2 separate regions of the Homo sapiens genome follow, and region 2 is linked to region 1. A link is an interaction called in ENCODE POLR2A ChIA-PET data of the cell type or tissue named here. Cell type or tissue: PC-9. All regions are shown on one strand.

Region 1 (2,500 bases):
CTTTCAGTCAGGATAATGCCTTTGAGCTGGATCCCAAGTTGTTTTAGTATCAATAGTGTTTTTTGTTTTAATTGCTGAGAAGTGTTCCATGGTATGGATGTACCACGCTTTAACTGTTCACCTGTATTTTGGTTCTTTATAGATTTTGGCTGTTATAAATAAAGCTGTTATGAGCATTCATGTACAGGCTTTTGAGTGAACATAAATTTCCATTTCTCTAGGTGAATATCCAGGAGTGTCATCCCTGGGTTTTATGGTAGTTGTGTGTTTGGTTTTTTAATAAAGTGTTCAACTATTTTCTATGGAAGCCATATCACTTACATTCCCACCAGCAATGTATGAGATGCCCAATTTTCCCTCAGCTTCACCAGTTATGAGTATTGTCACTATTTTTTTATTTCAGCTATTCTGATAGATGTGTAGTGATATATCATTGTTGTTTTAATTTGCATTTCTCCCTGATGGCTAATGATGTTGAATATCTTTTTATATCCTCATTTGCCATCTTTATATATCCTCTTTGGTGAAATATCTGTTCATGTTTTTTGCCCATTTTCTAATTAGATTGTTCGTTTTTACTGTTGAGTATTGAGCACTCTCTTTTTATATTCTATATACCAGTCTTTTATTGGATATGTGGTTTGTAAATGTTTCTCCCGGTCTGTAGCTTGTATTTTCACAATCTTCATGTGGGCTTTCACAGAACAAGAGTTTTTCATTTTGATGAGGTCCAATTTACCAATTTTTCCTTTAATGGATTCTGCTTTTGATGTCATGTATAGGAACTTTTTGCCTAGCTCTAGATCCTGACAAGTTTCTTCTATTTTTTTCAAATATATTTTCTAGTTTTGCACTTTACATGTAAGTCCATATCCATTTTAGAAGGTAAGGTTCAGGTCAGCATTTCCCTTTTTGGTGATGAGTTTCCAATTGCTGCAGCACCATTGAGTTGCTTTTGCATCTTTGTTAAAAATCAACTGGGCATATCTCTGTGGGTCTGTTTCTGGGTTCCCTATCCTGTTCCCTTGATCTGCATGTCTATACCACATAGTCTTTACTGAGACTATACTACAGTAAGTTTTGAAACTGTGCAGACTGAGTCTTCCTACTCTCTTGTTTTTCAAAATTATTTTAGCTTTTCATGGGTCTGTACCTTTCCATCATGTATACGTGCTTTTAGTGTAACCTACATGGACCAAGTGAGTGAAAGCACTCGTGTATGAGAAAAATAACACCCCAGATATAGGGTGATCGGTAGCCAACACTGGCTTCTGGCTGAGGCATCAGTAAGGAATGTGAGAGCTGGGGCCACCTGGAGAGCGATGCCAGATCTTCTGATACTTTAAAAAGAAGTTGGAGTCCCCTGATTTTTACTAAACAAAACAGAGACATGTGGTCGAAATAAAACAGTTTGCAACTTCTGCTTTGGAGATTTTTTCTTTTCTTTTTCCAGAGATAGAGTCTCGCTCTGTTGCCCAGGCTAGAGTACAGTGGTGCTATCATAGCTCACTGCAGCCTTGACCTCCTGGGCTCAAATGATCCTCCTGCCTCAGCCTCACGAGTAGCTAGGACTACAGGCACATGCCACCACACCTGGCTTGGAACTTTATGTAATGCATTCACTCCTTCATTTATTGTCCAACCAATGCAGATCCTACTTCTTGACTCCCCACTTTGTAACAGAACAAGATTACAGGCCTCTTCCTTTCGATTTTTCTCCCCTTTTTACCTGCCAACTTCCTATCATGGACATGTGTACCTTAATATTGTCATGGTGCTGATATTTACAGTCTGTTATTTGTTTCATGATTTGTTTCTAAGTGAGTTCTAAAAAGTAAAAATCAATAAGTGGTTTTTAGATTATTATAACTGGTTGCCAATCCAACATCCCACTTCTCACTTACATATCCCTGATCTTGTTTGGGATGGCAAGATGCTCAACTAAACTAATCTTCCCAGCCTCTTTGGCTGGTGCCTCCTGTATGCACATTCTAGGCTCTAGCTGTCTCAACTCTCCTTGGTCATTCCTCCATCTGCTTTCTGTCTTCTGGAAAGCTATTGAAATCTTGGCCGGGCATGGTGGCTCATGCCTGTAATCCCAGCAGATTTGGGAGGCCGAGGCAGGTGGATCACTTGCGGTCAGGAGTTCCAGACCAGTCTGGCCAACATGGTAAAACCCCGTCTCTACTAAAAATACAAAAATTAGCCAGGTGTGGTGGCGCTTGCCTGTAATCCCAGCTACTCGGGAGGCTGAGGCAGGAGAATCGCTTGAACCCAGGAGGCGGAGGTTGCAGTGAGCCGAGATCACGCCACTGCACTCTAGACTGGGTGACAGAGTGAGACTCTTTCTCAAAAAAAGAAAAAAGAAAAGAAAAGAAAAGGAAAAAAAACAAAGAGAAAGAAATCCTTCAACCCTGATGACTTTTTGTGGGTTTCTATTTCCCTCCTCCCGTTTACTCTTACTTAAACAGGGTCAAGGTTGAGGCAGGACAAGATCCAC
Region 2 (2,500 bases), 200 kb after region 1:
CTTTGCTGTTGAAGTGGCTTCTGGCATTTCTTTTTTACCACAGCCCATGGCACAGAGCACATCCTGGCATAGAGCACGGCATGCCCGGCTTTTCTCACTCCCCTGAGCACCCCTGGAGAGGAGGCCTGGGGTGACCTGGGAGGGGCAGAAATCCAGAGAGCAGCCCCGTCTAGGAGACTCTTCCGTTGAGAACCATCTGCTGTCAGTGAGAGTAGCCCATCCTCAGGTGAACAGTGGCGGGGCCCAGTGGCTTCCTAGAGCTCAGACAGTGGCTTTCCAGCCTGTCTGGACCACAGGGAGCAGCCCTCAGAAGAATTTGCTGGCAGCTCTTAGGAAGGGAGTGTCCTTCGAGGAGTCACCAAGGTCTGCAACTTGCCTTAAATAGAGGCGAACACGGGACTCAGAAAGTCCCAGGAGAGGCCAGGAAGGCACCGGCCGGCCGTACTGGGACTCACCCACCGAGGGGAGTGACTTCACCAGGTCACTCAGTTCCTCAGGTTCCCAGCGGAACCCAAACCCTGACCGTTTATGTCTTATGTGCCAACCCTAGAGATGGCATAGGTCTGGGCAATGTTGCTTCAGTCAGATCTGCTGAAAAGGCAGCTCCTGCTATGCAATTACCAGCGTGTGAATGGGTCTCAGGCTGACTCCAGAGGCCAGAAACTTAGAGGGTTGGCTTGGGTGGAATTCCGTGACCACGCCTTGCTAGAGAGACATGTAAAGTGGGCAATGGGGCCTGAGATTGGTGGCCTTTGAAACACTGCTCCCCTTGCCCCGCCACCACACACACACACACACACACACACACACACACACACACACACACACACAGAGAGACTGGGCTGGGATTCTGTGCTTCTTTGTAATAACTCGGAGAGGGCATTCTTTGGGGCCCTCAGGCCTCCACATTTAATCTGCGAAACCACAGTCATCAAAGTGAGTGAGTCATCTTCAGGGAGTGAGATGGGGAATCAGAGTCAGAGAACCCGAGAATGCTACCACTCAGCTGACCTAACCTTCCACCTAATCCCATCGTCACCCCAGGCGAGTGTAGCCACATCCCAATGACTCCTGACTGGGGTGCAGCCCAACGTCCAGCCTGCACCACGGTCGCCCTCTCAGTAGAGCAGGACGGAGGTCACCGCTGCCCAGTCCGGTCAGGACGCTCCATCATCCCCTGCCTGCCAGCTGCAGCCACTCTAGGCTGCCAACTCCGCGTCTGCCACCACTGCCCTTTCCAGGTATACCAGTGCACAGGCCAATGCCACTGCCAGGCCTCAGAAGCTTCCAATCCTTGGAAGGCCAGCTCGGCTTCTTACGGGAAACCACAAAACAGGAAACAGGACCCCCAGACAGCTCTGTCTGAGCTTAGAATCACACACTCTCCCTCGAATCACTCCAGTAGCTTCTGCCTCTGCCTCCACCCCCAGAGGGGCTCCCAACACCGCACGGTGGTGCCTTTCCAGCCCCTCCACCTTGCTCTTCCCCCTTCCTCCTCTCAGGCACCCATCTCACGTCAGCCACAGTTGCTAAAGCAGAGCTCTTCTGCTTATAATGGAGGCACAGGCCGTGGAAACCCTATTGTTCTCAGCACCCAGGGAACAGGCTTTGGGAGGTGCCCTATGAGGGATCTTGCCTTGCAAGTGGGAAGCATGCGGGACTGTTCCAGAGTTGCTGAGACTTCCTGAACTAAGCCAGCCAACAGCAGAAACCCAAGGACACTGTGGGAGACAGATGGCCTGGAGGCCCAGGTGGCATTGGCCCATGCACTGGTGTACCTGGAAAGGGCAGTGGTGGTGGACGCGGGGTTGGCAGTCTAGAGTGGCGGTGGCCGGCAGGCAGGGGACGATGGAGCGCCCTGAGAGTGCCTGCTCAGGGAGACCTTGGGGCGCCTTCGGCAGGCAGCTTTCCGGCCAGGATTGCCTCGGCATAGGGCCCCGAGGGAGGAATGGAAAGGGAAGAAGATTCCAATAGAAACCGAACATTTCGAAAGAAAGGCACCGCAAATGACACCTCAGTAACTGTGGCTGTTGCCTTTGCAAATTTCTAGACATCCTAAAGCAGCGATAGCTCAGGTACCACAGCTCTCAAAATTACCCAGACTTTCTACACCTCCCTCAACTTAGATACCAATTAGAGATCACCGATTCTGATAGGGTCTGGGGCAACGTGGGACTGAGTTCTGGGAACATAATTCTACTGGGATGGGACACTGGCTTGTCTTCTACATTTGGTGGCTATAGGGCCGGGGCTAGATATTCCTGTGCATCCTATGAACTCTTTAAAGGGGAAACTCACAGTGAGTTGGCATTTAAATAACCCAACTGCCGAGGCACTGAATAAACAGCACCCATTCCTGTGGATGGTGGTCTAGACTGCAAACCTCTGGGCCCACAAGCCATCGAGAACATCTAGCTGAGTGGGAGCAGAGAGGAGGTTGGAGAGAGTGATTGGGGACTTCAGTTTCTTCCAACATAGCTCACAAGATCAAAAGACTTTG

The links. ChIA-PET counts read pairs that join two places held together with the same protein. Peaks named below come from ENCODE experiments on the same cell type or tissue, not always from the same donor. Only the 100,000 strongest peaks of a DNase experiment are listed, where the experiment ranks them.
Region 2: POLR2A ChIA-PET joins it to region 1 with 12 read pairs; 2 of 35 experiments call an interaction of 5 or more read pairs at or near these places.

What each region holds. Positions count from the first base shown.
Region 1 is chrX:154,796,000-154,798,499 of GRCh38, reverse strand. All of the region lies in intron 1 of MPP1 (MAGUK p55 scaffold protein 1), which reads left to right. Among named protein-coding and RNA genes, the nearest start is that of MPP1, 8.2 kb to the left of the region's middle. In PC-9, no CTCF peak of the experiment used is centred here; no DNase peak of the experiment used is centred here.
Region 2 is chrX:154,599,021-154,601,520 of GRCh38, reverse strand. No RefSeq gene overlaps it. Among named protein-coding and RNA genes, the nearest start is that of CTAG1A, 15 kb to the right of the region's middle. In PC-9, no CTCF peak of the experiment used is centred here; DNase peaks (open chromatin) are centred at 430 and 960; H3K4me3 peaks cover 763 bases; H3K27ac peaks cover 2,471 bases.